2 separate regions of the Mus musculus genome follow, and region 2 is linked to region 1. The links are chromatin loops, found by intact Hi-C in ENCODE. Cell type or tissue: heart. All regions are shown on one strand. Links, peaks and the distances in the headings refer to the core of each region. The heading gives the core; the rest is flanking DNA.

Region 1 (15,764 bases), core at 4,096-12,095:
GTGTGTGTTTGTGTGTGTGCTCTTGTGTGTGTACTTGTGTATGTACTTGTGTGTGCTCTTATTGTGTGTACTTGTGTGTGTACTTCTGTGTGCTTGTGTGTGCTCTTGTGTGTGTACTTGTGTGTATACCTGTGTGTGTGCTCTTGTGTGTGTACTTGTGTATATACTTGTGTGTGCTTGTGTGTGTGTTTGTGTGTGTGCTCTTGTGTGTGTATACTTGTGTGTGTACTTGTGTATATACTCGTGTGTGCTTGTGTGTGTGCTCTTGTGTGTACTTGTGTGTGTGTGCTTGTGTGTGTGTGTGTGTGTGCTGTTTTGTATCTTCCTCAATTACTCATTGAGTGCACGATCCTCATCTCCTCCAGCACTCCACACAATCTGAGGCAGAATCCTAAAAGGCCAGGCTTTTCTTGTTGGTGGGACAGAGAGAATACTTTTCTTCCATGGCCCCCAACTATGGCCACAAAGTGGAGAGCCTGCCCCAGGGCCAAAGCTACCAGGAACTCCCTACCAGGCCAACAACGCTGCTCTTCTTCCACCACAGCTCTTCCATTGGTGGTGATGATGGTGGTGGTGAGGGGTGTGTGTGTGTGTGTGTGTGTGTGTGTGTGTGTGTGTGTGCACATGCCTGAGGAGGCTGGAGACTTCAGATCCCCCTAGAACTTGAATTACAGGCTGTTGTGAGCCTCCTGACATGGATGTGAGGAACCAAACTAGGGTTCTTAACCAGAGCAGCACATGTTCTTAACTTCTGAGCCTTTTCTCCAGCCCCACGAGCCTCCCACTTGTTGCTTTGTTTTTTGAGACAGGGTCTCTCTACATCGCCCTGGTTGCCCTAGAACCTGCTATATAGGCTGGCTTCAAACTCCCATAGACCCACCTGCTTCTACCTCCCCAGGGCTGGAGGTAAAGGTGTGTGCCACCACACCGAGCCTTCGGCCTTTTTTTTTTTTTTTATTATTTTTTTTAATGGTTCCTACAAGAACAGGCTTAGGGAGTGTGTGTGGAATGAAAGAGAGGATTGTGTTAGGAATCTGCTGATTGGCCCGGAGTCCAAGATGTTCTAGTATCTTGTAAAGTGTTTGGATAAGAAGTACTTTGTTGCCAGGGAGAAGACTCAATCAGTGCTGCTTTTGGTGGCAAATGTCCTTGGAGTGCCCCACACAAAGCCTTCACCCAGATCTTCAGCCACAGCCCTGATCCCCGTCATCTTTGAGATCATTGTCAGAGCACGGATCAATGTACCGAAGTATACTTTGCAGTTACAGCTTGAATGTAATTAGGAGGCAGAAATTACTTGTTTTCTCCTTGTTTTCTGTGTGTACAAGAGTGTTCGTGTGTGAGCGGGTGCATCTGTGTACCCATACACGCTGAGGACAGAGGTCAACCTCAGGTGCCTCTATTCAGGTGTCCTCTACGCTGTTTTATGAGCCGAGAACATATCACTGGGCTGGGGCTTGAAATTTAGTTTAGGCAAGCCAACTTCCATGTTCCAAGGATCTGCCTGTCTCCATTCCCCCAGGGTTTGATTGCAAGGGTGTGCCATCTTGCTGCGGAGCATGAACATAGTCCAAGAGTGCACTCTTGTGAGGAGAATTCTAAGTGCTTGTGAAAAACCAAAACAAAACGCCAAGAAAGAGTCTTGTGACCTAGTTTTCTTCCGAACACAGAATTGATCTTAGCATGCGTTTCCCTGCCCCTCCCAGGTACAGCGGATAGGAGTGAGTGTACTTCCGATTATTTCTTACAACTGGCTACTGTCATTTGTTTATGTGCCTCATTAGAAAAACATGTTTTTGCCAGATGCAGCTGGTCCTTGTGAGTGTACGCATGTGACTCCTGTGTGAATCACTCATGTGACTCCTCTTAACCCTCAAGAGTACAAATAGTCTGAAACTCCGAATAAAGCTGGCTACTCCGAGAGACATTAGTCTATCTCATTTATTGGATCCATTCCTCCAGGCCTCACGTCCTCTAGAAAATAAACACTGGTACTCACGCAGCGAGCAATATATTAACAGACCTGCCTCCCCAGCCTAATTTCCATCTTGTTCAAGATAAACAATTTGGTGCTTTGAGGTCCGTTTACGTTGCTGTTGGGTTTTTGTCTCTGCAACCAGAGTTTACTCAGGCTTGTGGTTTATGAAGTTCTAGTGCATTGTGGTGTTCAGGGCAGAGTGGGGCAGAGCAAAGAAGTTCATGCCAAGGCAGAGAGGCTCAGCAAGAGAGGAGAAAACAGCCAGGGAAGCCAAGGAAGACCTCAAGGACACTCCCAGCTACCCACTCCCCGCCTATAGGTTTCCTTTTCCTGGAGCAATATGAAATCCATTTTAAATTATTGACCAAATTACCCCACTTACAATTTTTTTAATGATCCATGTTTACGGTTGGTTTCCATGAATATAGAGAGATTATTAGACTAACGAAGCAGAAATTTGATATTATTTAACCCAATATTTGTTGTGACCTCTGCCATACCCACACTTTTAAAAAATCAAGTTTATAGTCTGCCACACTCTAATAGAATGTAGTAGCCTATCCCAGGCTGGGATCTGGGCTTCTGGAGGCAAATGGCTGTTGTTAGGGTTATCTCCAATTCCTGGCGTTTGTGCCTCCACCGACAAATGCCTATTTGCAATTTTTTATTTTTTACTGTGTGCCACAAATTTCAGGTCTTGGTTTCCACCACGTCTCCCAGAGGTTAAACTCAGGTCATCAGACGTGTGCACCAAGTTCTTTCATCTGATTAACAATCTTACTGCTACTACACATGTGTGTATGTATGTGTACATGTGTGTGCATGTGTGTGCCTGCATATACATGTGTTCATGTGTGTGCTTGTGTGTGTGTGTGCCTGGGTGGATGTATGTGCGTGCCTGTGTGGATGTGTGTGCCTACGTGTATGCATGTGCATGTGTGTGTGGCCGTGTGTGCACATGCACATGTGTATGCATGTGTAGTTTTCATATAACTATGCACTGTATGTTGGGAACAAACATTCTCCTTGCTGACATTATTACTCTCCTTTTTTCACCTCTCCTATTACCCTTCTTTAGCCTTTTGGACAGTTTTATGTGCGTGTGTGTGCGCACGTGTGTGTGTGTGTGTGTGTGTGTGTGTGCCCGCGTTAGACCTGTGCATGCTTTTACATGTCTGTAAAAAGTCTAGGAACCATAAGTGAAATAAACCCTCTGACACTGGTGGAGGAGAGAGAACTCAGTGGTGAGAGGCACTCCCTCGCTGGCTGCTCTTGCAGAGGACCGGGTTTGATTCCCAGCGCCCATGTGGTGGCTAACAGTCCCCTATCAGAAGACCCTGCACCTCTTCTGGCTGGCCCCCTCCTTGCTCTCTCATTTAACCAGTAACTAAAAGGATTCCTTTACTCTCCTCTTTAAAAACACTAGAAGCCAAGAAATGAGCCATAATGCCTTCTTAGTCTTCGACGTTTGTGAACATTTCCACAGAGTCTATCCTCTTGGGTGGTTTTATTCTGTGGGAAGTCTGACAATGGTACCCACGATGGGGCCTTTTCCTAAACACCTGGTGTTCCCCTGCCTAGCCACACCCCATTCCTTCAGCAGCAAATATCCACTGACACTGAGATGAAACTTAGCAGCAACAACTTCAAACACTATGCTCCCTGTGTGCTGGATGATTCCTGAACCATCATACTTCTCCAGGCCTTCATCCCTGCCCTTCCCAGTGTGACTACACAGGTCTTCCTAGAGAGAGATGGAGTTAACACACACACACACACACACACACACACCTCTTACATCTCAGCTGGCCACATGGTTTGCTTTATGAATAGCATGGAGCAAAGGCCAGAGCCAGCAACTCCTAAACATCATACTTCTTACTCCACTGGGCTGTGGAACCATAGATAAGTTACTTAACTGCACCTCTGTCTTTCCACCTGCAAAATGGGTACGTAACTGTAGCACTGTCATGATGTCCCAATGCTTAGAGCTGTTGTTGGCATGAAATAAATGCTGATTGTTTATTAAATATACAAAAGGAAGGTCATGGTGTCTTTTCACAGCAAAGAACCTAAGACTGTGCCCATTTAAGTCCTTTGTAAAGGAATTTGAAAAGGAGAAAATTTTGAATATTAATTTTTCAATGGTGTTTACCAAAAAAAAAGAGAAATTTAAATCTGCAATGTATTAACATTTTGAAATTTTTTAAAGATTTATTTATTTTATTTATATGAGCACACTGTAGCTATCTTCAGACACACCAGAAGTGGACATTGGATCCCATTACAGATGGTTGTGAGCCACCATGTGGTTGCTGGGAACTGAACTCAAGACCTTTAGAAGAGCAGTCAGTGCCCCTAACCACTGAGCCATCTCCCCAGGCCGACATTTGAACTTTTTAAATTTTTGAACTTTCAAGGGAAAGATAAAATCCAGGAATGACTTCTTGTTGCGTGACAGGTTTTGCCTGGGGAGACACAACCCATACCTACCCACCCAGCCCAGGAGACGAGCTTACCAGCTGCGGTCCTGGAACACACTGCACAGCCGGCAGGCAGCTCAGCAGGTCAGTGTGCAGTCTTTCCAGGAGGTTCAGTGGGTCTGAGCTTCCTCCAGGGGGCTGGGCATACCTCAACCTTTGCAGCTTGACTCATCTGGCAGTGACTGGCAGCAGGCTTTACCATTTACCTACGCTTGGAGAAGGAGGAACTTGGTGAACCTGGTCAGTTTCAGGGACTTGCTGAAGCTATTTTTATATTGTTTGCTTCCTATGTCCATGGAACTTCCCTTCAAGATGACCTTCCCATCTTCTGGCTTCGAAGAGCTAAAACTCCATCTCAATTGTGCCCACCTGCTGGACCGGAGTTACTCCCTGACAAGATTGCTCACCCAGTCACCCAGAGGGCAGAGAGACCAACAGCTCCTCTCTTTACCAGAGCCAAGTCCCCAGTCCACATCTTACAAAACATCAGTAATTTTGGGATCCAAAATGAACTCAAAACCCAGGGTCTCTTACTTTCCTGGGTAACCTAGACCAGGGTATGCTGAAGATGATGGAGCTGCAGACAATTATCCAAAACTAGAAGACAGCAGTTCCTGGAGGGTCTTAAACGCTGTGTTGAGGAGTGAGAGCAGACAGTCTTGCACATTTCTGTTCTTACTTGAAATGCCTTTCAGGTTTCGTTATTTGGAATATTTGTAAGAAAGTCTGAGGGAGCAAAGTATTAGTCTAGAGCGAAGATTAGCCAACTACAGTACAAGCCACACTTGCTGCCAAGTTTTGTTGATAAGATTTATTGGAACACAGGTGTGCCCATTTGTTTAAACATGATGTGTGTCTGCTTCAGTGGAAACCACGACAGAAAGAAAGGGGTACAGGGGTCTCCATGTCTTCACTCAGTATTTCCCAGTGATCCCTAGTCACAAGAGACCACACCGTGGTGTGAGACAACCCCCAAAGCTCATAGGTTTATTATATTCCTCACTCCCACAAAGCCAGACCTCCAAGTTTGCCTCGAATCTTGAAATGGTGCACGAAGCATCTGTAGGGCAGAGGGAAAGAACATGAGAAGTTCTCACACCCAGTCTTCTACACTACGGACCAGGGCATCCACTCCAGGCAGATTAACAATTTATAAAACTCCACCACCTCCAGAGACACAGGAGATGAGGCCTGGGAGCAAAGCAAATGCTGATGTTCAAAATGTAACAAAGCAGGCTGGAGAGGTGGCTCAGAGGTTAAGAACACTGACTGCTCTTCCAGAGGTCCTGAGTTCAATTCCCAGCAACCACATGGAGGCTCACAATCATCTGTAACGGGATCTGGTGTGTCTGAAGACAGCAACAGTGTACTCATTAAAAATAAATCGATCTTTTTTTTTTTTTAATGTAACAAAGCAATAACGTTGGTTGTCAACTTGACAGGACCTAGAATCACGAAAGGCTATGGGCGTGCCTACAAGGGATTCGATGGAGTAGGTTGGCTAAGGTAGGGAAGCCTGGCCTAATTGGGAGATAACACTCTCAGGGCTGGAGTCTTGAATGAAAAGAAACCAAGCTGAGCAGCCGGGGTTCCTGCTCCCTGACTGTGGGTGTAACAGGGCCAGCAGCTGCAAGTTCCCGCCCCCCTGGGACTTCCACGAGGAGCTGGTCGCTGGAACTTTGAGCCAGAATAAACCCCGCATTCCTTGAGTTGCTTTTGTCAACGTATTTTATCACCACAACAGAAACTGTAACTAAGACAGATGGTGTTATTGTGGCAGAAATTTCTAGGAAACTGAGTCACCAAGCCATAGCCGTGTTCCATTGGGGAAAGGAGAGTTCACTACACTGGTCCCCAAACCACACTGTAGTGGTGTCAGCCCCAAGTCTTGGGTCCAATATCCTTTATTAGGTGGGAGTATGGAAGCAAGCCAACATGTCCGTTCAGGGGTGGCAGGGCAGTGTGAAAAGTCACTTACCACACCTCCTCCGTGCCTTCTGTTTCTGGAGATAACCACAAGCAGGAGGGGACATCTCAGTGGAACTCGAGCCCTGGGGAATTTCCGTTGTTTTAACACATGGCAGTTTGAGGACTCTCCACCCCATTCTCTCCTCTCCTTTGTCAGAATCCCTTGTGACCCTTCTCAAGGCACCTCTGATGCCGGTGGAGGGCATGGAGTCTATCTGTTGCTCTCCTGTTTCTGGTGACAAAAGTTAGGCATGGACCCAACAGGACAGCCAGGAGGATCATACCCAGGGGCGAGGCAGAAGCAGCCATGGGCTCCCGGAGGTCCAGGTGTCACCACCCCAGGAAGGTCCTTTTGTCGAGTCTCCGACCTTGCTTTCCACCAGCCATGTGGTATTTTCTCTACGATCCCTAAGTGGTTTGTGCAGAAACAGCAATCTTTTCCTCTGAAGACACACCTATGTCACCTTTCAGCTATGATTTCGTAAGGCTTCTGTCTAGTTCTGCAAGGCGACTGTAACTCTGCTGGCCTAGCCTGAGGCCCTCTTCGATTTGATTGGACAGCTGGCTATGCCCGACCTGTTGGATCCTGAGCTTAGTTGCTCCTGTGACAGCAGCGCCATTGAGGGGCATCTCCAATAACGTTGAGAGTAAGATGGGATTCCTCTCTTTCCGGTGATGAGGGCCTTAATATTGGTCTACCTCTGGTACAAGGAGAATATCTAGGTCTGGAGTCAGGAATACCATCCTGCCATCCCCCACTGGGTAACAGGTTCCATCTGCACAATCGAAGCATGTGCCATTTAGGCCTTGGTTCAAGTCACCAAGGTGCAGCTTTCCCCTGCTTCCCCTGCCTGGACATGTGGACCCGTCAGGCGGGAGTCAGCAGGGCTGTCCAAGACTGTTTGGCTTTCTAGAGTTGGGCTAGTGACCCCAGCACGGGTTAAGTTGCCTGGCTGGTCTTCACACAGATCTAGCAACCAACCGTTTTCCCAGTTCTAACTCCACCAAGCCACTTGCAAGTTGAAGCGTTTTCACTAGAGGGCGCCAGAGTCAAATCTGGATAAATCTGGTTTTTTCTCAGGATGGAGCAGAGGCTCATGGGTGGAGCCAATTGACCTCGCTCTCAGGCATAGAGGCACTGGCGGAAGCTCTAACCATTTGAGGGTCCATCCGTCTGTTTCATCCCTGCCTTCACACATCCCAACCCAAAGATACCAGGACCACCCCTGTTCTAACTTTGTTATCTTTAGTTTCAGAGTATCTCTTGTCCCGCTTCCGGGCTAGTCCCTGACAAGGAGACCCCTTGTCCTTCCGCGGGTGCACTGTCCTATGCCCCTGGCAAAGTTAAGTCCACACGGTCACAGCTTCTTAAGAAGGACCGGTATTTTCCCCCACAGTGATGTTCCTTCCAGGGGACTCATCCATATGCTATGCATGCCAATTGTTGCAAATTTCCTGGGACAGGGCTCAGTGCCGCTGCGTTTCTCTGTGATGGCTGAAGGACTGACAGTAATTGGCTTTCTCCTAGTCCATGCACCATCTGAAGGAGAGAAGACGGGGTCCCAAAGGGGGGTAGTTAGTTTTATTGAGTGGTCTCCCACAGAGCAATCCCATGGTTCACAGAATCAGTATTACCTACTGGCCTGGAGGCTCCAACAATGTCGATGCGTCTTTGGTGAGCTTCCCTGTGGGAGGGGTTACCATGGAGATGGCTGCTCCTGTGTCAAAGATGAAGTCCATCTTTGCTTGGGCCCAGCATCTATTTTGACGATGGGCTCCTAGGGCCAATTGTGACCGAACCTGGCGGTGCTCGGTCTGACCTGTCTCCCAGGTGACAGCCTCAGCCCTCGTGGGGGCTTCAGTTTCATTGCAGCTATGCTAGGGACCTCTTTTTGTTTGGGGTTTGGGCACTCATTCTTCCATTCGCCTTTCCCCTTGCAATAGACACACACACACACACACACACACACACACACACACACACACACACACACTGGTGCAGAGTTCCTGCCATATCGAGGGAGTAGACTTTGCAGACAGCCCTCTATCTAGTCTCCACCAGGGGACACCCCCTCTGTCTGATGCCTACCTGGCCTGCCACCTAGTGGTAACTTACTAACGCAGGCCCACACCCTTCGCTCACCCCATAGCCACCACCTGACCCCAATGGCTTTTTATCAGGTACCATTTAGACACTCAAAAATCACAACTTTGGTCCAAATTGATCACCCTTTGGCTGCCGGGTAGTGTGGTTCATAGGATATGCCACAGTGCACAGGAGGCAAGAGCCTTTCCCAACAAATAAGGGCAAAGCCAACGGAGCACGCCAACCTGCCACAGAATATTGGGTGCCAAATTGTGCTTCCAAATTAATAGCTAATGAGGTTACTCTCATTAGTGTTCTAAACAGAATATTCAAAGGCAATTATACAGAATGTTTTATCAATATGAACTGTAGGTGTTTTCCTTCTTAAATTGTTTATTATCCATAAGCCCCCATCCAAACCTTGTTGTCCCTTGGCCAGAGCTTCCATTTAGTAACTAGTGATCAATATATACACGTTGATCTGGGGTAAAGAATAAATGTAAATCGAGAATTTCACCATCTCAATTGAACCAATTATTCAACATCTGGGAGAAAGACCAAGGAAATATGAACACATAATGCCCTGTGTAATTATAAAGCATTATGAAAAATTAATGCTTATAACAAAATAAATGTCAGTAATTATATTAATGATATTATATTGTATCATTTCATCAAAAGGATTTGCCTGCATTATCACTACAATTAGCCCAATTTTATGTTAGAAAAACAAACTTTACTTTGACTAGCTAATACATGAAGCAGGGTGGGGTGGACATTTCGATCCTTACAATCGAGAGGAACGTCCCCTTCAGCCTGAATACAGCTTGAGGTGGAAACTACGCTTTTGATTATATTTGAGACTGCTGTGATCAGAAACCATGACTAAGGCAATCTTTTTTTTTTCCAGTGTTTCGTGTGATTTTATTTTCTCCCTTCAACCATAATAATATGATATCCAAATTTTGTCTTAACAGGTGGGTCTGTTACTACAGGGTTATCCATCCCATTTGTAGGCAAGGCAAACGCTGCTTCCTGAAATGACCCCACCATGGAGCCTCTGGTCATCCAACCAGAGTCACCCCCTGTCTGGGTTTATCTTCACTATTTTGTGTGGCCACTTCACTGACTCTCATCCCAGACTTTAACTTTTCCATGGCTTCCATGATTCCCCCATGGTTTTCACATAGAGTGTGTCTGACCTTTACTGCATTGCCACCGCCTTCAGGACCCTGAGACTTCTTGTCAGCACTGTCACTCCCAGAGGCTGCACCTCCTTCCCCTCCTTCTCCAGAACCAGTTTTCCCCTTCAGCGGCATCTCTTAAGCATGCAGTTGAACTCTCTAGCAACTAAGGTAAGTCTTATAACATTTAATTGGGGCTGGCTTACAGGTTCAGAGGTTCAGTTCATTATCATCAAGGTGGGAGCATGGCGGAACCCAGGAGGCATGGACACGGGAAGAGCTGAGAGGTCTACATCTTCATCTGAAGGCTGCTAGCAGAATACTGACTTCCAGGCAGCTAGAGGGTCTTAAGCCCGTGCCCACAGTGACACACCTATTCTAACAAGGCCACACCTCCTAATAGCGCCACTCCCTGGGCCAAGCATATACAAACTATCACAGAGATATAGGTTGTTTTTAAAGAATTTGCACATTAGCACAGCTTCATAAACTGTGGGTCACGAGCTGGAGAGATGGCTCTGCAGTTAAGAGCACTGACTGCTATTCAAGAGGTCCTGAGTTCAATTCCCAGCAACCACATGGTGGCTCACAACCATATGTAATGGGATCTGATGCCCTCTTCTGGTGTGTCTGAAGACAGCGACAGTGTGCTCATGTAACAAAATAAGTAAATCTTTAAAACAACAACTATGAGTCACAGCTCCACATGGAGTCACAGAACTAGCACAGGTGTTGTGAAAGGGTTCCTATCACATATTGATAATCATTCATTCATAATGGAGATTGTAAGGAACCTGAGCAGCCCTGGCAGCGCTTGCCAACGTCACCTCTGAACCAACAGCTTGCTTGGCACCATAAACACTGTCACAGCCACCACCACAGCCACTGCCACAGCCACTCCCTCAGCCACAGCTACTGCCTCAGCCACAGCCACAGCCCACAACACAGCTGGGACACCTGGGTTCACTTCAAGACTCCCGTGTGCTATGGTGGCATTTTACTATCCATACAAACATCCTGCTCTTCTACAAACATAATCACTTAATCACAGGAAACTTTAGTATCTCACTGCCATTGTTCCTTATCCTGTAAGTATCAAATGAGTATAGCGTTTGACTATTAGAGCAGAACATTTGGTTTTTAAAATTGCTGTTTGAGGGCTGGCAAGATGCCAGGTAAAGACATTTTACCAAAACAACATGCGCTCAGTCTCCAGAACCCACACAGTGGAAGAAGAGAACGGGCTTCCACACCATCCCAACTTCCAGTAGCCCCATGATGCTCTGTGTGTGAGTGTGTGTGTGTGTGAGTGTGTGTGTGAGTGTGTGTGTGAGTGTGTGTGTGAGTGTGTGTGTGAGTGTGTGTGTGAGTGTGTGTGTGAGAGTGTGTGTGTGTGTGAGTGTGTGTGAGTGTGTGTGTGAGTGTGTGTGTGTGAGTGTGTGTGTGAGTGTGTGTGTGTGTGAGTGTGTGTGTGAGTGTGTGTGTGTGAGTGTGTGTGTGTGAGTGTGTGTGTGTGAGTGTGTGTGTGTGTGAGTGTGTGTGTGTGTGAGTGTGTGTGAGTGTGTGTGTGTGAGTGTGTGTGTGTGTGTGAGTGTGTGTGTGAGTGTGTGTGAGTGTGTGTGTGAGTGTGTGTGTGAGAGTGTGTGTGTGTGAGTGTGTGTGTGTGAGTGTGTGTGTGAGTGTGTGAGTGTGTGTGTGTGAGAGTGTGTGTGTGTGTGAGTGTGTGTGTGTGAGTGTGTGTGTGTGTGTGAGTGTGTGTGTGTGTGAGTGTGTGTGTGTGAGTGTGTGTGTGTGTGTGTGAGTGTGTGTGTGTGTGAGTGTGTGTGTGTGAGTGTGTGTGTGTGTGTGTACTGAGGTGCTGTGTTGAGTTTCATGTTTAAACGGTTGTCAAATGAATTTTAGTTGTGATTGGAGCAGAAGTTGCAGTTCTTAAGCATAGTTCTCCCATTTGCACTACACTTTTATATAAAGTGGCAACTCGAGGTGGATTATAAAGTCAAAACACCAATAAATTCTGAAAAGTGTGACAATGCCCCACACCCTGCAGTATCAAATATCCTGCCAAGACTTGAGTATGCTGTAAAAATAAACAAGCACACCCCTCCCACTGATGTGCAAATTTGCTTTCCTCTGTAGTAAATGATACGATTATATATATCAAAGAATTGTTAACATAAATGTCTTATGACTTATCAGGAAATACTTGGTATTATGGAGGTAAAGATTTCTGTAGAGATTTCTCAGGCAAAAGGGAAAAAATTTAAGCAGCCCTGGAATTCGTTTGGCTTCGAGAAATAGGATCATAGTGCCATCTAGTGGCAGGACCAAGTTTTACAACAGTTGGTTTGGGTGGCTTTGCCTTAAGTAGAAAAAAATGAAAACTGTGTGTTTTAGTTTCACATAGTTTAACACCAGGTAAAAATGAGACGCCCTGGAGGGCGGGGTATTGGTGTTGTCTTTGAGCACCAAACCTTTACTGTCCTTACAGAAAATTCCACAAACCTGACTCTGACCTAAAACATAACAAGGAGTCATTGGATGAAGGCATGCCACTACCTCCTGGGGATACTTTAAATTTAGCAATGCCATTTGCCTAAAATTAGCAAGACTCTGGGGGCCAGACAACCAAATATAGTTACAGTAATGTCTTCTGCCTAAACCATCAGTCACAGCCAATGACATTCTGGGAATGCTAAATAGAAATTTCTAGAAACAAATAATTTGTGTTTTAAATATTTACTGTTATTTTTAAAAAAAAAAAAACATTATCCAAGCGTTTTTCTCCCCTTAGCCAGCAATTGCAGTTGACAACAGGTTAGCAGCACAAATGTGCACAGCACCATGTCTGGAGGCAGGCAGATGGGACATAGACGCCCCATTCCAAGTGGCAGGATGGAGTCTGGTGACGCTCCACTGTCCCACCCTGCCAGAACACAGTGCACGAATGAAGTCATGCCAGGGGAATTCTGAGTGCTTGTGAGAAAACTCCAAGAAAACAAGACAAGAGTCGTGTGACCTCAGTTTCTTCAAAAGCAAGGAGTTGTTCTTGGGTTGTGCTTTTGAGCCCCTCCCAGGTTTGCCCATCGGAATATAGTAAGTTTACTTTATTCATTACAACTGGCTATTGTTACGTGTTTATGTGTCTCTTGAAAAAAAACTTGTTTTTGCCATGTGTGACTTGCCGCTGTGACTGTACAGTTTAGTCAGATGACTCTTCTTAACCCTCAGAGGATTAACTGCCCGGTGCTCTGAATAAAGCTGGCTATTGCAGGAGACTTCAGTCCACCTCGTTTATGAACCCCATTCTCCTAGGTTCCACCAACTCTAGAGCGGTAAACACAACCCAAGCTATGAGTCACCCTTCTGTAAAATGTGTGCCTACAGTGCATATGTCCAAAATACCTGTCTGTAGAAGTTATGTCTCCATTCTTCCTCCCAGAAATAAGACTCAGACTTGGAATATGTTTAAAAATACCTTGGCCATGTTGCTAGCCTTTTCTCTGACTAGATCATAAGTTACCCCATTTATTCTAGTCTACATTCTGCCATATAGCTGGTTACCTGTGCTACCTCTGTCTCCTCTCCTCTTCCCACGTGATACCCTGTGCCTGGCTAGAAGGAGATCTATCTGGCTCCTTTTCACAAAGCTCTACCCTCACACACATAGCATCTGGTTCTGCCAGCCAGTGCCTCAGTTGCCTTGGGTGCTCAAAGCAGGGAACACGCATGTGCTTCCTCACATCCCAGAATTCTCTCTGCCTCCCGGATGTTCCACCTTCTATTCTACCCTTTCCTATAGGCCACGGGTTTTTTAATTGACAGGTGATGCATCCATACAATATACAAGTTATTCTCTCTACATGTGTCCACAGAGCATATGCTTCTGACGTCACTTGGTAGCTGTTTCAGTTATCAAACCTTACATCCCAGTATCCCAGTGCCTATGTTCAAGTAATCTTTACTTGCTAATGGTCTCACAGCTCAAATAGCAATGCTGGCAAGTTAGATGTCCTTTTAAAGGCTACAAAATAATCAATCCCCTTTAAGGGAAAAGGTGAAAAGTGGAACAAGGTATTTTGAGGGACCCGTACCACATCCACACAATTATTATAGTGCATTGTTAGGTTGTTAAAACTACTACTTACTTTTAGTTATTCTTTTTTGTCCAAAGATTATTAATTTATTTTATTTATATGAGTATGTTGTAGCTATCTTCAGACACACCAGAAGAAAGCATCGGATCCCATTACAAACGGTTGTGAGCCACCATGTGGTTGCCGGAAATTGAACTCAGGACCTCTGGAAGAGCGGTCAGTGCTCCTAACTGCTGAGCCATCTCTCCAGACCATTTTTCTTAATCTCCTACTGTGCCTAATTTACACATTAACCATTGTCATAAGAAAACACATTACATTTGGTAGTATCTGAGGTTGTAGATGTCCCTTAGGGATCTTGGAATGTGTCCTCTCAGAGAAGGAGGAAAACTCTACTGACATAGATTTAGAAGGTATAAAAAGAATTTCCAAACATACCAGAACTCCATAATGGTTGTGATCCTGACTACATAAAATATGTGGTTCAGTTAACAATCATTTTATAAGGAAATTTGACTTAGGTCAACAGCGAACAGTTTGTGGACAGAGAGGAGTGGTCAGACGCACACTCGGTGTGCTGATTGGCCCAGCAAACAGGACGTGCATTTCAGAAATGCCCCCATCCGGTGCCCATCAGGAGGGTCACTGTGAGGGGAGAGCCCTTCTCAGGACCAATACTTCAAAGTTATGAACAAAAGCCTCATTTCTGCACTGGTAACATTGATATCATGACTGCATTACTCTGAGCCAGTGGTGCTAACTGAAGCTGGGGCTGCAGGTGGATGGAACGAGATCTATCTGGCTCCTTTTCACAAAGCTCTACCCTCACACACATAGCAGCTGGGTTCTGCCAGCCAGCGCCTCAGTTGCCTTGGGTGCTCAAAGCAGGGAGCACGCGTGTGCTTCCCCACTCACCCTGCAGAGCCAAGCCATTTGCTCTACTGCCCCAGCTCTGCTCCATCAAACTTCCAACACAGAACCTGAGGTTTGGAGGGCACTGCCTGAGACATGGAGATGCTCTCAGGACTTCCCTGGAGAGCGGTTTCTCCCCATCCCAGACCCTGCTGCCTGCTCTCTAACAACTGAACTAACTGAAGAAAGGATCTTGCTTCCTTCCCACTCCTCGTGTTTCTTAAACAAGTCCCTGTAGGGACAGAAGGACCCTTGGGTACTATCACCACCAAGTCCCTAAGTGAACTCTTTCTCCACTCAGGTTGTCCCTACTCTCTGCCTTCAGTTCCCTGTGGCCCTCTCTTTCCCTCCCAAAGCCTAAGGGTTGCTCTAGAGGATGGGTTTGTTTTGTTTTGTTTTGTTTTGTTTAGATTGACTAGAGGGCATAGCAGTGCCTTTCCAGAAAGGCACAGAACTCAGGACCCAACAATCAGTAAGAGCCGAGCCAAGTGTCTGGTCACCTACATCTGTGTTCAGCTAGAATGCCCCACCAAAACATCCCTTAGCTACAGTCAAAGGGGATGTGTTCCCAGCCTTGATTTCCCATTGCCTAAGAGAACCTGATGTCCTGTGGTTCTGGAACTGAGCTCCTGGCTCCAGAGGGATAACAAGGAATGGCAATGAACTGAATCTGAGCATCAGAACCAGACAAAGGCTGTTCTCGCTACAAAGAGAGGACTGGGCCTGGCGTGGTGGCGCACGCCTTTAATCCCAGCACTCGGGAGGCAGAGGCAGGCAGATTTCTGAGTTCGAGGCCAACCTGGTCTACAAAGTGAGTTCCAGGACAGCCAGGGCTACACAGAGAAACCCTGTCTCAAAAAACAAAAAAATAAATAAATAGATAAAAATAGAAAGGAGGACTGGGGGGAAGGAAAGCCAAAAAGAAGTTACAGAGATTGTTCCTAGAGCTGAGATAAAAGGATACAGAAATTGTACCTGAAACAAAGTTTCAGCATGTACCATCTACATTCTGGCCCTGAGGCAGATCTATGCCAACCATCCCGTGAGACTCCAGTAAGC
Region 2 (15,764 bases), core at 5,236-13,235, 490 kb before region 1:
AAGCTCTCGCACTAAATTTTTACAAGCTAGTGAATACTGACAAACTATTTCTCCCATAGAACTATAACCACACATTCCCAGATGGTATAAGTATATGGTTGAACTAACATTAATACACATCACTATTTTATTGATTACATAATAAAACAAATGATCAAGTATCCAATTATTAAATTACATAGCTCAAAAGGCATGTGAAACATTTCTGCTCAGTTCACTAGCAGATCCCACTTTGTCTTTTTTGCAAGAGATTGGGAAGAGACGAGGAAAACCATAATTCAAGCAAGCTGGAAAACTGCTGATAGGTATGGAAAACACAAAAATTTCAGAAATTTTGATAAAGAATTGGTTAGCTACAACAATGTATCTCTACGTCTTAAAATATTTAATGAATTAAAGAGCATACTCTACATGTTCTGCACAAGACAAAGGCAACATATTATTAAAAATATTTAATAGCCTCCTCTCATTTCTTTTTCAGGCCCTCCCTGTTAGGTTGCACTTTTGAGTGCAAACATTAAATTAACTGTTAGGCTTTTTGTCTGGAGACATTGTTGAAGATATGTGCTTCTGTAACAAAGTTGATTTTCAAACAGAGGTTTCCCAAAACAGAACAAAATGAGACAAAGGCATTAAATAATCAGTGCAAGACTTAGTTTTTTTTTTTTTTAAAGGGAGGGGGATGGCTAAGCAAACCTGATGTATTCTGGTGTAAGGTGGGTGATGTAAACAGAGTGAGCAGGCAGAAAATGAGAGAGGCCCTGCAGTGTTTGAAATGACTGAAGGAATACACCATGGATGGTCTAGAGAGTTCTTAGTTCCTACAATTTTGTTTTTGTATGATGCTAAAAATATACAAGTATTGTGCTGGGTATTTTGGCACCTAATCCTTCTAAATTCCTTATAGACTAATAATATTCTGGCACAGGAGCACATTTAATGACATAACTCAATACCTTATTTTAGGAAAGGTCAACCGTCTGAAAATGTGGCTCCGCTTCAAGGATTCCAACAGTCATAGAAACAACTGTTGTATTCAATAAAACTGGGGTGCCTGATGCCATTGCCTTGGAAGTGGAACTTCAGATGGGACCTGATTTGTCATACGTTAATTATCCAATGTGTCGGCTTACCGAGTAAGTCTACTGAAGCTCCACAGGAATATTGAAAACCAGTTTTACCAGGCCACAAGTTTGACAGCATTGCAACCTCTATATTTGGGCTATGATCAATATGTTTGGACACTCAGCAAAAGATTTTTTCTGGTCAGTATTTAAAATGTGCTTATTAGAATTTATTTTTAACAGTGGAATGATTCACATTTTGATTATCCATTCGCCTGTTGGTGGGCATCTAAACTGGAATTTCTGGCTATTATGAGTAAAGTAGCAATGAACAAGGTTGAGCAAAAGTCTCTGGAGTAGGATGTTGCCCTTTGGATGGGTATTTTGCCCAAGAGTGGATCTTTGATGTAAATCTATCCCAGGCCTCCGGAGGAATCACCAGACTGATTTCCAAGATGGCTGTACAAGTTTTCATTGCCAGTATCAATGAACAAGTGCTCGCCTTTCCCCATATCCTTGCCAGCATTAGTTGTCATATTTTTTAATTGATCTTGACTCTCCTGAGTGTTGAAAGATGAAATCTAAAGTAGTTTTGATTTGCATTTCTATAACGACTAAGGATATTAAACATCTCTTTAAGTGTTTCTCAGTCAGTTGTACATCATTATTTGAGAACTCTGTTCTAGATCTGTAGCCAGTTTTCAACTGGGTTGTTTGTTTTCTTGATATCTAGTTGGTTTTTTTTTTTTAGGTCTTTGTATATTTTAAATATTAACTCTCAATTTGTAAAAATATCTTCCTACTCTGTAGGCTGCCACTTTGCCTCATGAGAATGTACTTTGCTATACAGAAGCTTTTCAGCTGTTGGTCTTAGTGCCTTTGTTAATGGCGTTCAATTCAGAGAGTCTTTTCCAGTGCCTATGAGTTCAAGACTATTTCTCACTTTCTCTTTTATCAGATTCAGGGTATCTCATCTTATGTTGAGGTCCTTAATCCACTTGGAGCTGAGTTTTTTACAAGGTTATAAATCTATTTGAATTTTTGTACATGTAGCCATCCAGATGGCCCATCATACATTTTGGAAGATGCTGTGTCTGACTTACTTGTCAAAACCTAAATGCCCATAGGTGTATGGAGTTATATATCAAATTCAGTTCAGTTCCATTAATCAAGGTGTCTGGTGTTATACCAACACCATGCTGTTTGTATTAGTATAGCTCTGTAGTACAGCCTTAAATTGAGGGTAGTGTGATACCTCTAGCACTACTTTTGTTGACTAGGATTGTTTCTAGCTATCCTGAGTTTTGTGTTTTCATACAAAGCTGAAAATTGTTCTTTCAATTTTTGTGAAGAATTACTGTGTTACTTTTTGTGTTGGAATTTTAATGGGAATTGAATTTAATATGTAGACTGCTTTGATAGAATGGCATTCTTGCTATATGAATCCACTATATGGACTCTGCAGATCTTTTCTTCTGATGTCTTCTTCAACGTCTTAAACTTCTTACTATACAAGTCTTCCACTTGCTGGTAACTCCAGGCTGTTGTGAAAGGTACTACTTCACTGGTTTCTTCGGTTTCATTTCCAGCCCACATGCATGTAGAAAGACTAATGGTTTTGTGTTAATGTTGTGTCCTGCTGCTACCTTCATGAAAGTGTTCTTCAGCAGAAGAAGCTTTCTGGTTAGAGTTTTTCGGGTCTTTCATATAGAAAATCACATCATCTGCCAATAAAGATACTTTGACTTCTTTCTTCCCTATCTGCATTCTTACTCAATCTCCTTCTGTTGTCTTATTGCTCCAGCCAAGACTTCAAGTACTCTATCAAATAGGTATGGGAAGAGTGGACGTCATTAGCTTGTTCTTGGTTACTTGCTCTGAGTTTCTCTCCAGTTAGGTTGATGTTGAATATGGGTTTACATTGCTTATCTGGGTTTGATTTAGTTTAAGTGGATCATATATATATATATATATATATATATATATATATATATATATATATCAAAGCTGTATCTATCTGTTTTAGATTTTTCATTTTGATGGACTACAGATTTTTATAAGGTATGTCTTTATTATTCCTTAGACTTGTGACTCCTCCAACCCCATTTTCACCCATATTTTACTAATTTGGATCTTCTACTTCTGTCATTGACTTAAATTTTAAACTGGTTAAGGGTTTATAATCTTGTGATGTTTCTGAGATAAAGTCTCTGTTTCGTTGATTCATTTTTTGAATTACTGATTTCATTCTTGAGTTTGACTATTTCTCAGCGTCCTCTCTTTTGAGGTGTTATTTCTTCTTTCTGCTCTAGAGCCTCCAGGTGTGCTATTAAGTTGCTAATATTAGCTTCCAACTAGTTTCTTAGAACGGACTTCATTGTGTCCCCTAAGTTCAAGTATGTTGTGTTTTCATTTTCATTCAATTCTAAAGTTTTTTTTTTTAATTTCCTTCTTGATTTCTGACCCACTTTTCATTCAGTAGTGAGCATTCCGTTTCCATGAGCTTGTAAGATTTTTGTTGTTTCTATTGTTGGTATCCAGCTTTAATTCATAATGGTCACATAGAATGCAGAGTGGTATTTTGATTTTCTTTTCTCTGTTGACACTTGTTTTTTGTTCAAGTATGTATAGAGAATCTCTAATAAACATCACCTGTCAATTAAAAAGCCAATGGCCAATGAGAGGAGACAGTAAATAGGAGGTGGTACACTGGCAGGAGGAGAGAGGATTCTGGGAAATAGTAAGAGATAAAATAGAGACCTAGGAAGAGCTGAGAGCTGAGACAGGAGACAGACTGAGAAGGTGGATGTAAGCCAGCAGAGAAATGCTGAGGAGAATCGAAGGAAGAAGTGGCCAGGACAGAAGGAAAGGAAACTAACCATGTGGTAGACATAGAATAGTTTAAATGGGTTAAATAAGTTATGAGCTGGCCAGGAATGAGCCAAAGCTTATAACCTGTGCATTTAATAATAACTAATTAGTCTCAGAATCATCATTGATGAGAATGAAGGGGCCAGAAGGAAAAATGGCTTTAAAATTATTTTTTGCACAAGTATGTGATTAGTTTTGGAGAAAATTCCATGAGGTGCTGAGAAGGAGGTATATTCTTTTGTGTTTAGGTGAAATGTCCTGTAAATACCGATTAGATCCATTCGATTTGTGACGTTATTTAATTCCAGCATTTTTCTATTTAGTTTATGTCTAGATGGCCTGTCTATTAGTTAGAATGGAATATTAAAGTCTCCCACTCAGTGTGTGAGGTCAACATGTAATTTTAGCATTGGTAGTACTTCTTTTATGAACTTGCTCTGCCCTAGTGTTTGGTGTATAAATACTTAGAATTGCAGTACCCTCTTGGTGGATTTTTCTTCTGTTGTGTAGAGAGTTCCCTTTCAGGTTGGTCCGTGACAGAGAGGACTGGAGATTGGTGGGAGGGGACAGAATTCTGAGAGGCTCTTTGAAAGGGCTGAAGTGATCCTTAGAAAATTAGAGATATGGTTGGAGAAGGTATTCCTTCGAATCAGCTGCTTCAAGACAAAGAATAATCTGGAGGGTCATGGATAAAGGGGTTGGGAGGTCGGTAGGTTTATTCCAAGAGTTGGAGTCACCAGTGAATGAAATTGGGGGCAAAGGCAGGGCACCAGCAAACAGACTGCTACAGGGCTGAGTGTGAACCGAGAGATCTTAACGAAGAACAGGGACTAGGGTGTGAATCACCTACCTGATTCCCAGCTCTGGGTGGCTACTGGGGGTACCAGGTACAGAGTGATTCTAGGTACTGGAGACTGGCACAAAGGAATAGGAATGGCCTAGAGGGGAGGGCTGAGAGACTCCACAGGAAGAAGGAAGGCTGACCCTTCGTTAGAATTTGGTGGAGTCCCAAGAGAATGAAGGTGGAATGGGAGAAGAGGTTCTTACAGGAAAGGGGTGAGATCATAATGGAAGTCAGAAAGGAAAATGAAAACCACACACCTGAATCCCGGCTCAGTTCTGTGTGGCCACTCTGGTATTTTCTATCCTCTCTGATCTCTAGTGTTATTGGGGGCCCTAAGCCGCTAAGGGAAGCAGGCATCTCTTCCTCCCACTTGACCAATTCTATAAGCTATTCATCCACTGTGCATCTTGAAATGCTGTGCTTGCCATCAGAGTGAGTGTTAGAGAGGAGACACAGACGACATGGTCTAGTACTCTAGCATTCTCTGCTCAGAAAATAATTAAAGGTAATTTGGCACTGGGGACAGAATTGTATTGTTTATGAGAGCATACCTCATGTCCAAAAAGGAGTGGGTGTTGTGACAGTGACATGTACCATTTATAATCTGTCCTGTCTATACCCTAAGTGCTGATGGGAACAGTATTGTCAAGAGACTCAGGAGTTGGTATAGAATGTTCTTGTACAAATTAAAAGAAATAGCAAGTTTGAATCTCTGGCCCAAGCCTGGGGCAAATTCAAGAGCAAAAGTCATGAGGAAGTCATGGGAACACAGATTTGCAAAGGAAAGTGGGTTTAAGGTGGATCAGAAGGTTTTAAGGTGTCCCTAGAAAAGGGCTAGTAGGAAAACCGCACAAGTCATGTCTGGGCCCCATGGTGCTTTGATATTGGCTTCTTGGACTCTTGAAAAGTCAGGCTATTCCCAGACCTTCAGCAACTCTCACTCCCTCAGAGGCCCAGGAAGCTCTGCACGACCACAATCCATTGTCTGCTCCCTCTTGTGTTTGATTACCTGCTTTTTTTACTGAGTTAATTTGCCCTTCTTTTGCTAAATTTATTATTTTTCTGCTCAGCTGCCCTGAACTTCATTCAAATGCCATGTGTGTGTTTGTGCATGTGTGTGTGTGTGTGTGTGTTTGAAACTTGGCCATTTAATTCACAGAAGAGCCTTGAGAAACTTTTAGGTTTCAGGTTGTGTAGAGGGACACATTGCTTTGAGTTTAGACCTCCAGTTGATGTTTTAAAAGACCTGAAGGACTCCAGCTGTACTTTCTGAGTTTCACCAGGTGAGTTAGCAAGAGAAAAGAGACAGAGACAGAGACAGAGACAGACAGAGAAGTTGGAATCATATGGGATATTGCTGTACTTGTTACATTCTCACACATAGTCATTACTATTCATTACAATAAACTAAAAATGTAAGAAGAGAGGAATGAAAAGGTACTAACTAGTAGGCATCATCAGCTTTATGTTACTCAGACCCAAAGCCAAGCACAGGGGAGCTTGGTATTGCCACAAGTCTCTTCCCCAGGCTGCTGTTTGTCTTTCCACCTGAAGAGTTTGAAAAATCCCTGGTTTGTGTGGATTGCTACAAATGTATTTGATCAAAGGACTGAACCCTTGCTCATATTCCTGAGAATATAACTGCTTTGAACTTCAACAATAAGAGTGAGCAGAGACCTTAGGGGAACCCTCAGCTTACCTCCAGCACAGTGTTGCCTACATTCACCTGGAAGATAGACATAGGTTTGTTGGAGTAACGACTTTGTGCACTGTGTAAAGATTATCCTTATATTATTCAGATGCTGATTTCTGAACTGGCAGAGATATGATTGCAGGCCAGATTTTGGTATTGTTAATCAGAATCCCCTGCCTTGGTATTTTGTAAACAATGTTCTCCACCACCTTCTGGCTGGTTAAAATAAAAAGGCTGTGGCTTGTAGCCAAAAGCAGAATAGTAAGGTGGGACCTCCCAAAAAAAAAAGAATTCTAGGAAGGAGTCAGGTGTGGGAGATTCACCACCTAGGAGGACGTTGGGTGTAGGAAATTAAGGAGGAGTAACCAGCCACACAGCAGACATAGAAGAGTATCAGTGGGGTTGAATAAATGAGATCATTGGGGAGCAAGCCTAGACTAAGGCCTATATACACCCATTAATAAATATAAGCATCTGTGTCATTATCCAGGTGGCCATAGAAAAGCCCAAATTGTTACATATGCTCCTCATTTTAAAACTACCCCCATGGAAATCAGATTTTGTATAAAGCCAAGTTTTATTTATTTATTTTATTTTTTTACATTTCAAATGTTATCCCCCTCCCAGGTTTCCCCTCTGCAAACCCTCTATCCCACCCCTCTCCCCTCCTTCTATGAGGGTGCTCCCCCACTCACCTACCTACTCTTGCCTTACCACCATAGCATTCCCCTATGCTGGGGTACCAAGCCTTCACAGGACCAAGGTCCTCTCCTCCCATTGATGCCAGATAAGGTCATCCTCTACTACAAATTCAGCTGTAGCCATGGGTTCCTCCATGTGTACTCTTTGGTTGGTGTTTTAGTCCCTAGGAGCTCTGGGGGTGAGGGGAAGGGTCTGATTGGTTGATATTGTTGTTCTTCCTATAGGGTTTCAAACTCCTTCAGCTCCTGCAATCCTTCCTAACTCCTCCACTGGGGTCCCCTTGCTCTGTCAGATGATTGGCTGTAAGCATCCACATCTGTGTCAGTAAGGCTCTGGAAGAACCAGAGATGTCCCATATCAGGCTCCTGTCAGCAAACACTTCTTGCCATCAGCAACAGTGACTGGGTTTGGTAGCTGCATATGGGATAATCCCCAGGTGGGACAGTCTCTGGGTGGCCTTTCCTTCAATCTCTGCCCCATTCTTTGTCCCTGTATTTCCTTTTGACAGGAGCAATCCTGGGTTAAAATTTTAAGAAAGGTGGGTAGCCCTATCCCTCAACTAGGATCTGTGCCTAACCTCTGGATATGGTCTTCATAGGTTCTCTCTCCTCTTTGTTGGGTATTTCAGCTAATCTTTTCCCCATTAGGTCCTGGGAACCTCTTGCTTTCCTGCTATCTGGGACTTTCTGTTGGCTACCCCCAGTTCCTCATCCCCCATTGCTATACACCTCTGTTCAATTTCCTAACCCTCTGTACATGTCCTCAGTCTCCTCCCACACCTGATCCCCCCCTTTTTTCCTCTCCTCCACTCTTCCTCCCAAGCCCCTCCCACATCTACCTCCTATGATTATTTTGTCCACCCTTCTATAAGACTGAAGCATCCACACTTTGGTCTTCCTTCTTGTGCTTCATATGGTCTATAAGTTGTATCATGGGTATTCCAAGGTTTTTTTTCCCTAATATCCACTTATCAGTGAGTACATACCCTGTGTGTTCTTTTGTGACTATGTTACCTCATTCAGGATACTTTCTAGCTCCATCCATTTGCCTAAGAATTTCATGAATTCATTGTTTTTAATAGGTGAATACTACATTTTCTGTATCCATTCCTCTGTTGAGGGACATCTGGGTTATTTCTAGATTCTGGCTACTATAAATAAGGCTGCTGTGAACATAGTGGAGCATGTGTCCTTATTACATGTTGGAGCATCTTTTGAGTATATACTCAGGAGTGGTATAGCTGGGTCCTCAATGGTAATACAATGGCCCCCATAGGCTAATATGTATTAATTACCTCAAAGGTAACACAATGTCTAATTTTCTGAGGAACAGCCACACTGATTTTCATAGTGGTTGTACCAATTGGCAATCCTACCAGGAATGGAAGAGTGCCCCTTTTTCTCCACATCCTAGCCAGCATCTGCTGTCACCTGAGTTTTTGATCTTAGCCATTCTGACTGCTGTGAGGTGCAATCTCAGGGTTGTTTTGATTTGCATTTCTCTGACGACTAAGAATTTTGAACATTTCTTTAGGTTTTTCTCAACCATTCGAGATTCCTCAGTTGAGAATTCGTTGTTTAGCTTTGTACCCCATTTTTTGGATATTAGTCTTCTATAGGATGTAGGGTTGGTAAAGGTCTTTTCCCAATCTGAAGGTTGCCGTTTTGTCCTTTGCCTTACAGAAGCTTTCCAATTTTATGAGATCCCATTTGTCTATAGTGGATCTAGGAGCCTGGACCATTGGTGTTCTGTTCAGAAAATTTTCCCTGGATGTGTTCGAGGCACTTTCCCATTTTCTCTTCTAATATAGCAGCCTCCTCTCCCAAGCTCCCCGCCATGATGATCCTGGACCAACCCTCTAAAAGTATAAGCAAGCCCCAGTTAAATGCTTTCTTTTTTAACAGTTGCCTCGGTCATGGTGCCTCTTCACAGCCATAGCACAGTAACTAAGACACACATGGCCTAGTGTTTCCCATACTTTCTACTTATTGTCCCTTGTGGAACGAGCAGCCTCCTCTCCCATGTAATCTACAGCTTGTGTTTCATCTCCAAGCCCACCCACAGTGACACACCTTCTCCAACAAGACCATACCTTTTAACCCTTCCCAAAACAGTTCCACTCACTGGGGACGAAGTATTCAGCCATATTAGCCTATGGGGGCCATTCTCATACAAAGCACAACATATAACCTTCAGCAAAGTCCCACCTTCTGCAAATCATCAGGACTCTGCCTCCTAAAGTTCCCAGAAACCTCCACCAGGTGGAGTGCAAGAGTGGAATGAGACCCTGAGGGACTCCTTACAATCAAATCCTTGCCTTCCAAGTTACTGCTCCAGTCCGAACCTCTCACATCTACTTCCTAACTGCTTCAGTTCTCTGTTTCTTCAGTATGTCCAGCCATCTCGGAGCTACCTATTACTAATTTTTTTCCAGTGGGGAAATAAGCAATTGTTTTAAAATATGCCATGAAGTAAATACTAAAGGCTTGGAGAAGGTTCCTTTGGCACCGACAGGGTTAACTGGTTGGCACTCAGATCTGCAATCACACCTCTTCCCATGCTACCTTCCCTCCCTGAGAGTTCACAGTAAGAGTCACTCTTCTATTTGATGAAATTACTACTTAAATTCAAATCTTATTAGGTTAAAAGTATTTGAACTCATACTTTATCTATGACCTGACCTCAAAATAACTTGTTTTGTTTTTAAAGAAGCTTTGCTTTTTAAGAAGAAATGGACTTCTTTCATGGAAAAACAAGTCTTACACTGATGACATTTTTTATTTCTATTTTTATTCTCTAGTTATCACCATGCTGTTTCCTGTGTCATCCACAAATCTACAATCCTGTCTTATTCCTTCATTATATGATCCTCTTATGTAGACCAGTTTTAACACCCTGTTCTCTGATATCTTAAACTTTGGCCTTATGCTGCATGCTGGGGGGGGGGGGGCAACATTTCAGTCTTTCAGAAATTAAACTTTATTATTTGAAATACCTTGTCCACATTACTATTTTGCCAGATGAAGTTATTTATTTATTTATTTATTCTGGAGACAGGGTCTTACTATGTCTTGCTGGTTGTTCTGGAGTTCGTTCTGTGGACCTGTCCATCCTCCAACTCACAGAGACCCACCTGCCTTTGCCTCCCAAGCACTATGACTAAAGCGGTTTGACACCATGCCCAGCATAAAGTGTTTAACTTCAAGTAAACAGTCTTAATAATTGAGGGCTAAATAAAGGTCTGACCTAAATTTGGATGAAGACGAAACTTCCTACTTCAATATTTCAATCTCATTCATGTCTTGTTTTGTCTTATTGTTTTTATTTTCTAATACATTTTTAGATGAAATAGAATTACATTATTTCCCTCTCCCTTTCCTCCTTCTAGTTCTTTCCAAGTACCCTGTCTCCCACCACTCCATGTCTTCCCCCTCAACTCTCAAGTTAATAGCCTATTTGTCTTTGATTATCATTGATGTGTGTATGTATGTATGAATATACATATACATGTATGATGTATGTATGCTCAAATAAGTATAATATGCTAAATCCATTTTTGTTGTTTGTATGTATGGCTTCAAGGGTACAGAAAAAATTCTAGTATCACCTGATAGTGAGCCTTCCATAATACCACAAGCTATTTCAGGAGGGTCATAGAGTTGCAAAATATACTCAGAGAGTGTTCTGCCACAATTATCTCAAGATTCCTAACAGCTGATATTTGCAACCAGATATCCCGTAATGAGCGTGCAGTGTACCACTTCAAACCTTGTAATCATTATGACAGCTGTAGTCATCCAGTATATGGGAGCAATTTGTATGTCAGGGACGGTCCTCACCACTTAACACAATGTCTTCTCTAACCCAACAACAACTCAGTGGAGTATATATTACTCACCTCTCTGTATTGAACAACCAGTATGGGGCCTCAGCCCTGGGAGAGGCTATTTCTCCCTCTCCCAACAGTCATTAGTCTATGGAAGAGACCTCATGTCCCCTCTCACGTCAGATATCCATTGATACTGCCATTGTTCTGATCTCACCCATGCGGCCACTTCTCAGAGAGTCATTTCTACCATAGGCTTGCTAGTGTTCCGGCTCTTACAATCATTCCACATCCCATTCCATGACAGTCTTGGTCTTAGATGCCGGAACTGTGAACTAGACTTATTTATTATAGCTGGGCTGCCCATGGACAGTTGATCTCTATATTGTGTCCAGTTGTGGTTTTCTGTGATGGTCTCCATTTACTACAAGGAGAGGCGTCTCTGATGGTGGGTGGTAGCTATACTTCTCTGCGGGTATAAGGATAAAATTTAGAATGTCCTAAGGAATTATGCTGGTCCAACAAAGTGGCAGTAGTAGGTCCTTTTCTAGAATTTGTGACATCACTAGCTCTAGAAAGCTGGCTTGCTTTTCAGTGTCATGGATTATTTCTCTCCTGATGTGCAGACCCCAAGTCCAACTAGATAGCTACTGGTTACCGCTAACCTGTGAATGCCACTTACTGCAACTCTTTGGCTAGTCCACCAGGTTGCTTGTTTGAATTTTTTGTCTCCAGTATCATTTCTTGAGGCCTTGATATTTTATTCATTGAAATAATGAGTGTTATCTTTATCTATAAAATGGAGACACCGTTTTGAAAGTAGGTACTTACAAACATCAACTCTAGAGTTATGACGGAAAATTAGTGATTTGGTGAATTCTTTAGACAGAGTGGCTGGGAGTATGGCTTTTTGAAAGGTAATTTTTAAAGCAGTGTCTATATAGGAAGCATCCTTGAAGATTCTCTACAAAAAGATTGCCTGAAGCAAGAATGTGGGTACAAATGCCGAGTCAAAAATGAGCTTGATACCTTCCAGTCCCAGCTGTTGTGATATTTGTAAAAACAATGAAAGACATAGAGGCCATAACCATCCAGAGACAGTCCCACCCGGGGGTCCATCCATAATCAGCCACCAAACGCAGACACTATTGCATATGCCAGTAAGATTTTGCTGAACGGACCCTGATATAGCTGTCTCTTGTGAGGCTATGCCAGTGCCTGGCAAACACAGAAGTGGATGCTTACAGTCAGCTATTGGATGGAACACAGGGCCCCCAATGGAGGAGCTAGAGAAAGTACCCAAGGAGCTAAAGGGATCTGCAACCCTATATGTGGAACAACAATATGAACTAACCAGTACTCCCAGAGCTCATGTCTCTAGCTGCATATGTAGCAGAAGATGACCTAGTCAGCCATCATTGGGAAGAGAGGTCCCTTGGTCTTGCCAACTTTATATGCCCCAGTACAGGGGAACACCAGGGCCAAGAAGTGGGAGAGGGTGGGTATGGGATCAGGGCAGGGGGAGGGTATATGGGACTTTCGGGATAGCATTTGAAATGTAAATGAAGAAAATACCTAATAAAAAATTGAAAAAAGAAAAAAGAAATAGCGGCCATAGATTTGAGAGAGCAACAGGGAGTCGGAGGGGGGAAGGGAAGGGAAAATTGTTTAATTATATTTTAATTTAAAAACATAGAAAAGATGCATTTTAGTCATGGATTCATAGGTTTCCATCCACCATGGTGAGGAGGAATCATGGGAGCGGAGCTCTTCAACTCAAGGCAGAAGGGAGTAAAGTTAGCAAAGAGCCAGGGCAAGGCAAGATTTTCAAAACTGGCCCTGGTGCCCCGTTTGGCCTGCTGTCCTTACTGAGACAGCCATCTGTCTGTCTACGCTAGTTATGAACCGTCGATTATGTCAGACCTTTCGTGATCTGTTCCCCGGTGGAAATGCTCACCGGTACTAGAGGTACTAGAGGTGGCTTTCCTAAGCTTGAAGGCATCGCTCACTTCAGTCAGTTTGATCTCCATGATTAACCATCACAGAGGCACACGGTGCTCCAATGGAAGTTCTAGGAAATGCCAACTATTTTTCTCATCGTAGCTGATAACATCATCTCCTCTTTTCCTCGCTGCATCTGAGGAGTGTTCTGATTGGCTTGGGCCAGATCACATGTCACTGCATCTGAGACATGTTCTGATTGGCTTGGGCCAGATCACATGGAGCCCTGGAAAAAACAGTGACATCTCCTCCTCACCCCCCCCACCCACACACACACACACACAAACAAGGAAACTATCAGTAGAGGGAGACAGCAGCATAGGAAGTGCCTGAAACATAGGCAGCAGGAAAGCGACACATGGATGGTTATGAACCATAGATGGTGCTCACACTTCCTGTTCCTCAAATATCCATACAAGCTTTGTTCTAAAATTGGCAGCAGCTGAATCCTATATGATAAAGTCTCTATTTTATTTCTCATATTGATCAATAGATGTTCCAATTTCTAATATACTTTAATACAGTTGAAGAAGCAGAGTATACTGACTAGATGTCACTTGACCCAAGGCTATGACATGGGTGAAAATAGAAAACCTACCTGATCATTACTTTCCAGAAGATACTCTGCTGTATATAGTTGTTGGGATAATTTTGGTCAAGCAGTCTGGTATAAGGTAGGGCATATATTTAGCATTTTGATGCATCTGTGAAAAGAGCCTTTAAAATTAAATGAAGCACTTTAAATATTTCATATCTCTCTATTAATTCTGGACCTGAATATATCCTAACATTCTTTAAGCAAAAATCAATTTCATATTACGTTAAAAAAAAGATCTATTTTTTAATCTTTAAAAATATAGGAGCTAAGGAGAAAGCATGAAAGTCTTTAAGACTGGAGCACTGACACCATACTGGAAGAGAAGGGAGGCGCATCTGTGTGTTTGTGTTTAAGAACGGTTAACACATTGAGACTCCAGAGAAACATGTGGGTCTACCCAGTAGACGGTCAGCCAACACTGAGAAATAACTCAAGCCAGGAGAGATTGAAAAGGATTCCACAAAGAGAGGAAAGAAAGAGAAGAAAAAAAAAAATAAGAAGAGACTTCAGACTGTGAAAGGCAAATATTGTTAAAGTTATTTGAAAGCACTCTCTATTTAAAAAAAAAAAAAAAAAAGCAAAGAATAAGGATGCCGCCAGCAGAGAGGAAAAATGCTGTAGGTATAAATCAAAGGTCGGTGGCGAAGCTGCGTCTGTCGGGTGGGGACGGAAGCAGTTGGAGAAAATGACTGCACACGGCTCTCGCCCATAGGCCAGGCTGCGGGGGTGGGCTCTCCAGCGGGAGATCAGTAAATGTTTCTCTGGATTTGCTACCTTACTTCGTGCCACTACCTGAGGGTGAACATTTGATCTGTTATTGTCTAAGGACTGCTTTATTTTTCTAGCTTCATATGATTCCACACTTAGCTTTTTCCCTGATGGGTCTAATGACCCTCGGGCTCGGAGGCCGTTTCTCATCGAAAGGCTATCTAAGTGTGGTCGATTTCATTTTCCGATATAATTCCCACCCAGCGGGGGACCTATTCAGAAAGATCCATCCCTCTATCTTCGGGTCAACAGTCTGGTTCCCCAACCAGAGTGTAAGCCTGAAGGTAAGATATTTTAAGCCACGGAGATGTACTCAAAACAGAGTTAAGAATCCCATCACAAAATAGGACAAACAGAAAGAACCCTGCACTGACTGTGTATTTGTTCATCTGGGGAAACAGTCATCACAGGGACACTTAAACTCTGACATCTCAGGACTTGCAGTGATTTTCGTTGCAGGTTTCAGTGGGTCTGGGTGTTTTGTTTGTTTGGCTTTTGTTGTTGTTGCTGTTCTTTTCATTCTTTTCTTTTCTCAATGTCACTGGATCCTGTCAGCATGTAACAGACCAGAGGTAAGATAGTCAGGGGGAAAGAAATTCCGGCCTGTACAACTTTAGGAAACAGGTACCATACTTCTTGTACCAGGTATTCATTTAGTTTTTATATTTTCCTTGGCTTGCTTTTTTTTTTTTTAGTTGTAATGCATTTTAAACATGTATCTGAGAGAATATAGCATTTAAAATTCATACAAGATGTTTTGTAGATGTGGTTTCTCCTAAAGCTTGCTTTTTTAAATCAACATTTTGCGCCTGAGGTTGCTCCCCCATTGGGGCTGTGGAGCTGTGATGCTTACTAACGCTGTACACTGCAGTTCTTCCGTGGCCTATCACCCCCTGCTTCGTTGACACACGTGGTTGGTCCCTGGCTTTCAGTTTCTATTAGCTAATAAATACTTCAACTAGCAGTCAGAGCTTGCACGTGTACTCATTTTTTGTTATGTGTGTATTTGTATGGCTGTGAGGGATTGATGATCTAAGGATACCACTATGCGTATACACGGAGGTCAGAGGACCGGTGAGAACTGGTTCTCTCGTGCCACTGTGGTGTCAAGAACTATTTCCCCTAAGCTGTCCCATTGGCCAGGCCCCTATGTCCAATCTTTGGTCATTTTAAAAGCCACGCTGACATTTTCTTATGTCTGTGTTGCAGTTACCGTGTTTTGCTTTTTTGTCTATTTGAGATGAGGACTCATTATGCAATTCAGTCTGGTCTAGAACTTGCTATGTAGGTGAGCCTGGGGTTGAACCCTTCTTCTCTTTTTTCTTTTCTTTTCTTTCTTTCTTTCTTTCTTTCTTTCTTTCTTTCTTTCTTTCTTTCATTCTTTCATTCTTTCTCTC

What was found. Hi-C counts contacts between places; a loop is a spot of excess contacts. Peaks named below come from ENCODE experiments on the same cell type or tissue, not always from the same donor. Only the 100,000 strongest peaks of a DNase experiment are listed, where the experiment ranks them.
Region 2: a loop joins it to region 1, with 3 times the contacts of the local background. A loop is called at or near these places in 2 of 42 quality-filtered maps.

The regions. Positions count from the first base shown.
Region 1 is chr17:65,550,943-65,566,706 of GRCm38, forward strand. Gm35400 (a long non-coding RNA gene) reads right to left here and starts at 9,096. Exons shown (of 4, transcript XR_385703.3): 1 at 8,065-9,096; 2 at 6,714-7,969; 3 at 6,440-6,512; 4 at 5,198-5,521. It also overlaps the pseudogene Gm49866. In heart, for the core only: CTCF peaks have their summits at 7,464 (motif pointing right), 8,552 (motif pointing left) and 12,020 (motif pointing left); DNase peaks (open chromatin) are centred at 6,099 and 7,539; H3K4me3 peaks cover 538 bases.
Region 2 is chr17:65,061,872-65,077,635 of GRCm38, forward strand. No RefSeq gene overlaps it. Among named protein-coding and RNA genes, the nearest start is that of Gm35228, 32 kb to the right of the region's middle. In heart, for the core only: a CTCF peak has its summit at 9,442; no DNase peak of the experiment used is centred there.